2 separate regions of the Homo sapiens genome follow, and region 1 is linked to region 2. The links are chromatin contacts, found by Hi-C in ENCODE. All regions are on one chromosome and are shown on one strand. The core of a region is the stretch at or near the end of the contact, and the rest is flanking DNA. Distances in the headings are between cores, read along the strand shown.

Region 1 (4,195 bases), core at 614-3,113, 390 kb before region 2:
TTTCTCTCCATGCCCTTATCATGCCTGACACTGTATCCACGTGTTGTGTCTCTCTCCCCATTAGGATATAAAACTATGACAGCAGAGACTTTATCCCCCCACTGCTGTATCACAAGGACTTACAACAGAGTCTGACACAAAAACATTCAGTAAAGAGCTGCGTGGATAGTTGAATGGATGAATCAGACACAGCCCCAGAGGTCCAGGACTCAGGATGGCCCTGCCCCTGCTGATGCCTCATCACCTGTCTTTTCAGGGTGAGTCCACTGCCTAGTGGTTTCAGAAACAAGGGTCCCTATTACCAGTGCAGCACCCCAGGCTGGTCACAGCCTCCACCTCTGTGGCAGGGCTGGGTACCTCCATTTCCCATAAGCCCCTGTGCAGTTCCAATGCCTCCTGAGGATTGAGAGGCCTGCTCTGCTTCTGGGCAAGAAAGATCATCTGAGCTGGCTCACAATGGGATGCTACGAGTCCTGGGCTCGTTCAGGGGAGGATTTTGTTTGGAATTCTTAGTCGCCAACCTCTGGCACATAGGCATAGCCTCATTAAAACATGAAGCTCCAGTGGTCAGCTCGGATTCCTCTGGGAGCCGGTTGGGATGACTGTCACAGCTGTTGAGTCCCAGGGGTAGGTGGAACCAGGAGCCAGGCATGTTCAGTTTGCCTCGTGTGACAGGGGAGGGCAGGAGCATCACCTCTTGAGGCACAGCATGAATACGTATGTGGGAGTCAGACAAGCTGGCGCGGTGGGCACAGATCAGCTGAAAAATACGCACCCTCCAGGCCCGGACACCCACACTCACCTACCCACGGCTGACTGCAGGGCCCAGGGTGGCCCCACAAAACCAGAGATTTCTCTTTCCTGATTTTACTAGAAATGTGGGAGCCCTGGTTTGAAAGCAGAGTCGACGTGGAGACCTTTCCGGTGAATTAATATTTTAAGAATTGCTATTTTTAGGGCCCAATCTCTCTGTGAGTATCCTCCAAGGGGACATGCTGCCAAAACGCATAAGAGTCAGAGAGCCCTGGCTGTTGACACTGGAAGGGACCTTAACTCTGTATGAAGCAATAGCCCCAGGTTCCTGACCTCTCTGAGCCTCAGTTTCCTCATCTGTAAAGTGAGCTAATCATGTCTGTCTGTAACGGCTGTTGTGAGAATTAAATGCAATGTTGCATAAAAAAGAATGAGTCCAGGCTTGGCATATGGTGAAAGCTTAATGAATACATCAAACATTTAAACATGATCAATTTCCAAATAAGAAAACCTTGCTCGGGAGAAGAGAAATACCAGACAGAGTCTTACAGAAAGCAGTAAAACTGAGACTGGGAATAAAAGCTGGGGTCTTTTTACTGAGAACTCTTGGGAATTTTGCTCTTTAGGAAGACCACAGAGCGGGACCCCTGACCACAGAGAGGGACCAGGGGACCTTTTCACATCTCCCTGCATTCCTGCCACCCAAGGGGAAGGAGGACACAGATGAGAGGGAAGGAGCCAATTGCCCTTGGAGGAATGCAGATGACCCCAAGGCGACATTGTGGCTGTATTATCCGGCACCGTTCACAGCACTTTACATGTATTATTTCATTTGATTCTCATAGCAGTTTTCTGTGGTGTAGGATATGCTGACTCATTTTGTTTATTTTATAGCTAAGGAGTCTTATGCTCAAGGAATTTGAGTGACTTTCCCAGGGTCACCAGCGGGATGGTTAACTTTATGAGTTAACGTTGACAGGGCCACAGTACCCAGATATTTGTGCAAACATTCTTCTGCATGTTTCAGTGGGAGTATTTTTGGGTAAGATTAACATTTAAGTCAGTTGACTTTGAGTAAAGCGCATTGCCCTCCATAATGCAGGCAGGCTCATCCAACCAGTCAGAGGCCTTAACAGAACAGAAACTGGCCTCTCGCAAGCAAGGGGGAATCGTGCCAGCAGATGGCCTTTGGATTTGAACTGCAACATCAGCTCTTTCCTGAGTCTCCTGCTGGCTGGCCTGTCTGCAGATTTTGAACTTATACCTCCATGATCGCATAAGCCAATTTCTTAAAATAAATCTCTTTCCCTCCTTCCTTCCCTCCCTCCTTCATACGCACACATCCTGTTGGTTCTGTTTCTCTGGAGAATCTTGACTACCACACTCAACTAGTAAGTGATGGAAGAGCCAGGATTAAAAACCCAGACAGCTGCTTCCAGAACCCATTACCATCTTTACAGGGCCCCAAGGACACAGGGTGGGAGCAAGGTGGGGGCAGATATGGCAGAGCCACTTTCAGAAAAAGAAATGTATTACAAATAATCCATGTGCTATTTCCTGAATCCACACCTCTGGGTAGCGAAGGCAAGAAGTAAACAGAGTCCCATATAGGATGGTGGAGGGACAAAGATGGCCAGCCCCTAGCATGTGCTGACCACATTTTCCATGCCACACTGAACTGGCTACTGCACGGGCATGATCTCATTCAATCGAAAGCCCCTTGGGGCTGTGGGGATTGTTACTGTGTTAGTGCTGCAGATGAGAGGGCAGCTGCTGTCTTGGTTGGTGCTCAGCTGAAGATACCATGAGAAAATGCTCCCTCCAACAGCATCAGAGAGACCTGGTTTCTAAGCCTGGCTCTGTCTCTTATTAACAATCTGACCTGGAGACTTAAATGCTCTAAGTCTAGCTTCCTCATCCATCAAACAGGGACAGCAGTTCTTCCTTGAGGTGTAGAACTAAAGAATAATGAAGATAAAGGACCCAAGGTCACAGCACAGTTCCTAACCAGGGAGTCTTGGGAAATCATCTATTTCCATTCATTCTATCACATTTTCACAGCTTACTGTGTGCCAGGCACTACTGTCTACTTAAAATACAGTGGACGAAACTCAGGCAAGTTCTTACTTGCATGGAGATTACATTCCAGTAGGGAAAGACAAGGAATGGGAGGAAAACAAATGATCAGCGTGGTCATTTACACTGTGTAACTGCTCTGCAAATTGCTTCCCAGGCGGTGGGCCAGAGAGTTGGGAGGACGGGTGGGCTGCTGGAGAGGATAATGATGACGTTGGCACTGACAACTATGATGAGCTGCAGGACCTTGAACAGGCGCCTTCCCTCCTCTGAGTCTCAATTTCTTTACCACACCATGAAGATCTAAGCTCTACTTGTAGGCTGTTGTAAGGACTGCATGATTGTAGGTAACAGCAGTGTCAGCTACAAAATGGGTGGAGTCCAGTGCAAAAAGAAAATGCAGGGCCCTTTGTTCAAAGCTTTAAGGATTTCACGATGGCAAGTACCGGGCATTAAATCAAACACGGACCCTCCTTCATGTGGGGCCTTGTGCCACCAGCCACCCTGGTAAAGGCATCTGCGTGTCATGGGTACTCAGTCCCAGCTGCTCCTATGGGGTGGGACTTGCACTTCCTGCTTTGCACACCATCAGGGGCTTAGCAAGAAGTTGCTGGCTCAAGGTCCCATTAGTGTGGTGCTTGGACAGGATTCTTGTCCTGTGAACAAAATATCTGTTCACAAAATTAGACATAGCATCAGGAAAATTCCTGTACCTCTTCAGAGTAATGCTCTTCTATTTCATAGTATAATTTTAAATGCAGAAGCCTGGCCTTTTGCATTCTCTTGGGTAGCGTTGGAGAGATTCGGGAGGAGGGCTGGGAGGGAAGCGAGGGCCTGGATTAAATAGATCAGGGTGTGCGTGGCCATGGGGATGGGGTTGCTCTGACATAGCATGTTCAGTTCCATTTTCTTTTTTATCTGCTAAGTGAAGAGATAATGAAATAGCTTACAGCCAGCTGCAGGATGGGTCTGGTTAGGAGCGGCTTCACCAGAATAATAAACATATTCAAATTGCCCCTGAGAAGCAAGCAGTGGGCTGGGGAGATGCTCTGCACAGTGAGCATAGCCCCGTGATCGAGGCAGTGGTTTTCCTCAGGGCCTGTCTCTGACGGTGGTAGCTACAGCTGCAGCCCTGGGAGTCACAGTGCCATAGCCTTAAGCTGCTCTGAACTGTTCCCAGCTTGGCAGTCATCGCTAAGGTGATCCCAAAGCAAGGTGATCCCAAAGTTTTATCAAGTGCAGCAGGAGAAGAACAGAATGCTGCTATATCAAAACACCACGAACCGGGGGCTTAAACAACAGACTTTTCTTTCTCACCATTCTAGAGTCCAAAAGTCCATGATCAAGGTGTTGGCAGGGTTGGTTC
Region 2 (3,972 bases), core at 28-2,527:
CCCCTTCTCTACTAAATATACAAAAAATTAGCCGTGCGTAATGGCGGGCACCTGTAGTCCCAGCTACTCGGGAGGCTGAGGCAGGAGAATGGCGTGAACCCGGGAGGTGGAGCTTGCAGTGAGCTGAGATCACTCCACTGCACTCCAGCCTGGGCGACAGAGTGAGACTCCATCTCGAAAAAAAAAAAAAAAAAAAAAAAAGAAAAGAAAAATACCCAAGAGCTCTGTGGCTGTGTGCCTTGCTTCCATCTGGGGCTGGAGGTGATTATTAGCTTTGTTCCAGTTGGTGCCAAAAAGTAGAATTAAGAGCACGCATGGAGGCCAGGCACAGTGGCACACACTCATAACCCTAGCACTTTGGGAGGCTGAGGCAGGAGGATCTCTTGCGTCCAGGAGTTCAAGACCAGCTTGGGCAGCATGGCAAAACTCTGTCTCTACTAAAAATACAAAAATTAGTCAGGTGTGGTAACACATGCCTGTAATCCCAGCTGAGGTGGGAGGATCGCTTGAGTCTGCAGGACGAGGTTGCAGTGAGTGGTGATGGCACCACTGCACTCCAGCCTGGGCGACAGAGCGAGGCTGGAGTCTGTCTCAAAAAAAAAAAAAAAAGAAAAAAGGAAAAAAAAAACAGCACGCACGGAAGCGAGAGCTGTCCAGGGGTGTCCAGGAATGAAATTGGCTGGCCTGGGCATAGGAGTAAGCCCCTCATCCCAGGAGCCACCAAGGAGAGACAATGTTACCTCTTGGGAAGAAAGTAGAGGGCATATCTGCATTTGAGGTTGGACAAAGTGACCTTTAGTCATCCTCCCAAAACTGCAGATTCACAAATCTGTGAATGAAATGTCCCGAGAAGGGAGCCGTGAGAAGGCCCTGAGAAGCAGCCACCCGCCCCTGCCCGGATTCCCACTCCCGTCAGGAGACACCTAAACCGAGAGAGCCAGCAGGCTTGAGGAGCCCGTGTCCACTGCCCCACTCCACAGACGGGAGCACAGAGAGTGGAGGCAGGATGGACTCACACAGCCTCACATATCTCACTCCTGCTCACTCCTGCCCAGTGGGCCGAATTCAAGACCCCTAAACGCCTCCGCTCACTCTGTTTCCTTATATTTCACTTGTGATTTTTTAAAAGGTCAGTTTATTTCCTATGATCTGCAAGAAGGCAACTGGTATGTGAAAGGGTGAGTGTGGGTGGCTGTTTCCAGTTAAACAAGAGAAAGTTTTTCTAACTGTGTCAAAACTGTGGAGGAGAGACTGGCTAGGCTTCATTAGGATCAGCCCGCGGCGCCCAGGCGCGGCTTAGTCACTGTGGCTTCCTCACTCCTCAACACTTAACCAGCATCTTTGGTCCCCCACCCCCAACCCTGACAAATCTTTAGGCTCTGCCTGGGGCTTGGTGGCAGCCGTCCGAGGTTCTCCAGCCCTTGACAAAGGTCAGTCTGTAGGCCCATCACAGCCAGAGAGCATGGAGGCTGTGCTCGGGCCCTGCTGACTCATGTGGCTGACAGCCAGCGATCCAAGGCTCCACGGGCACTGCTTTGCATCACAGGGTGTCAAGCCAGTGGCAGGGACCCACCCAGGCCAGCCAGTCTCCACTCCCAAATCCAACCCAACCCCGCCCTGCTGCAGGGCTCTCAGCCTTGGGCACTGGGGGCGTCTGGGGCCACCTAGTCCTTTGTCGGTGGTGGGGCTTTGCACTGTGGGGTGTTTAGCCACAGACCCGGCCTCCACCCACAGGATGTCAGCAGCATCACCAGATGATGGCCCAGTCATGACAGCCAAAAACGCCCCAGACATGGCCAAATCAGGGCCCAAATCAGCCCTGTGTTGAGAAGCTCTGAGCTACAGCCAACAGCATCCTCCCTCTTTGTCTTGTTTCCAAAATATTCTTGTGAGGTTCTACAGGAAAAAAGAAAAAAAATGCCTAAGTTTTTATGTCGGGATGTGGACAAGAATGGGAGGCCACAAGCCCTGGCTTGACCCCATGGAGGTCGAGGGTGTTTTACACAGGGCCATCACACATGGACATCACCTTGCTGGCACCTAGAGGCATTGACTGTGCCATCCCTAACCCAATCCAGCCCTCTCCTATCATGGAGGAAGAAAGTGCAGCCCAGAGAGGTTAAGCAACCAGCTGGAAGTCACACAGCAGGCTTAGTCATCTAACCCCCTATCCAGTGCTCTTTCACCACCCTACACCAAGCCTGGATCCAGCCAGCACTCACCAGGAGGCTAAAACTTTGCGGAGGCAAAACATCCCCTTCCAACAGGAACTCAAGACAAGGGCAGAACCTCATTTTCATGTTACAATGCTGTGAAAATGTGCAAAGTAAAATGTGGTAAAAACATGGGTTGGGGCCAAAGCGGTGGAATGAGAAAATACTGCTTGCCATGTGAGCCGGCTAATAAAAGGAAGAGCCCAGAATTGTTTGTTGCGATTATAAGGGTCATTTTTTCCCCCTATAAAAAAGAGTAATTTTCATTTACAGGGACCCCGGGCAATTTTCCATCTAATTTGATGTTTTATAATGTCTGCAGAGCCACACAACCTCAGTAGGCTGTGGGGGCCATAGACGTTTTATTTTCAGATGTTCAAGGTTATTGGTTCATCAAGAGCAAAGGGAAAATGTGACCCGGTTTTCATGAGTCCTGTTAAGAAAGAGGGCAGGGGATGGTCTGGGTGGGTGGAAATGAATTTGCTGTGAAGCCCCCAACCCTCAGTTGAGTGCCACCCCCACTCCATTAGCACCCAGAACACCAGGCTGGTAAGGCTGGGGCAGAGTCATTGCCCCAGGTGAGGAAGCTGAAGACGACACCCTGCCTCCAGTCCAGAGCACTGCGCCACCCGGCTGACCTGCCTGCACATACATGGCCCACCCGGTTCTCCTGTTAGGAGTTTTATGTATGTTTCTCGTTTAATCATCACAGAGGCCCATGGAGTGTGGGGACTGTTATTATCTCTGGTTTACAGATGAGGAAACTGGGCTTAGAGAACTTAGCTACTGGCTTGAGGCCGCCCGAACAGGAGCTAAGAGTTCTAAATCTAACTACTCTTTCTACACCGTGGCATAATCCTCTCACCGCCACTGTCATACTAGATCCTTCCTGCTCACCCAGGCCCCACCTCTTTTGGCTTCACAAGATGGGTGCATGGTAGGGGGTGTGGGATACAGAGGGTGAAGGAGACGCAGTCTTTACCCTTAGTGCTTACAGGATCGTTGGAGACTTGAGACAGCCATCCAAAACCAATCCCAATGCACAGTGCATCATGCAGGGCCTCAGTTTCCTTTTCTGTAAAATGGGCATGACACCACTGATTTGACGGCAAGGTTAGGAGGCTTCGATGAGATAACACCATTGGGAAAAAACTTGGTCTTGATAACAAGGATTGCTCCTGTCTTGCTGAGACAGCAAAAGAAAGAAGGAATTATGGGAGTAAGGACTAGAGACGGAAGGTGAGAAAAGACGGAGCGAGGAGGAATCAGGAATGGAAGCAGAGAAGCACAAGGACAGCTGAGAGAAGAGCACAAGGTAGGGTGCCCATGGCTGGGCTTTTACTGCGCACTCAGTGTGTACCAGGCCTCGGGCTGGGTGCTTTACGTGCATAAAGCCATTCAATTTCCAACAGGGAGAGTGGAGGCGATTATTTCTACTTTACAGAGGAACCCTCTACTGCGTGACATGGGCATGGACCACAACCCAAAGGTTGTTGTGACAGAGCTCTCAACCCAACCTGGGGACCTGGAGGGATCACCGTGGGACAAAAAGGCAATCAAATTCCCAGCTCCTGGAACAGGCCCGTTCCTTCTTAAGATCTCTGTTCTTCCAGGACCATCTCTGTGCCCAGTAACACAGACTCGGTAGAAAGCAGGGAGGGACCGTAGTAAATGCAAATGTTTTTGTTTTACACAATACCTGTTCTTATAGAAATAGAGAAGACCACAGATGAGCTGGGAGAAAAGGAAAACCTCCTGA

Evidence for each region. A loop is a pair of places that touch in the nucleus more often than their neighbours do. Pooled maps may share reads with other maps.
Region 1: a loop to region 2 is called in a map of Caco-2, with 4 times the contacts of the local background. The contact joins two enhancer-like sites. A Hi-C loop is called at or near these places in 11 of 168 maps with a recorded cell type or tissue (A673, Caco-2, GM12878 and 7 more), 5 of 37 single-sample maps with no recorded cell type and 6 of 50 pooled maps.

What each region holds. Positions count from the first base shown.
Region 1 is chr4:5,379,764-5,383,958 of GRCh38, reverse strand. The region is part of intron 4 of STK32B (serine/threonine kinase 32B); the gene reads right to left. Among named protein-coding and RNA genes, the nearest start is that of LINC01587, 140 kb to the left of the region's middle. Within about 2 kb of position 1,863, at least 2 of the 41 ENCODE cell types and tissues checked have a DNase peak (open chromatin) inside an H3K27ac peak, as active enhancers do; they include IMR-90, where a contact is called at or near this core.
Region 2 is chr4:4,988,741-4,992,712 of GRCh38, reverse strand. No RefSeq gene overlaps it. Among named protein-coding and RNA genes, the nearest start is that of CYTL1, 29 kb to the left of the region's middle. Within about 2 kb of position 1,277, at least 12 of the 41 ENCODE cell types and tissues checked have a DNase peak (open chromatin) inside an H3K27ac peak, as active enhancers do; they include IMR-90, where a contact is called at or near this core.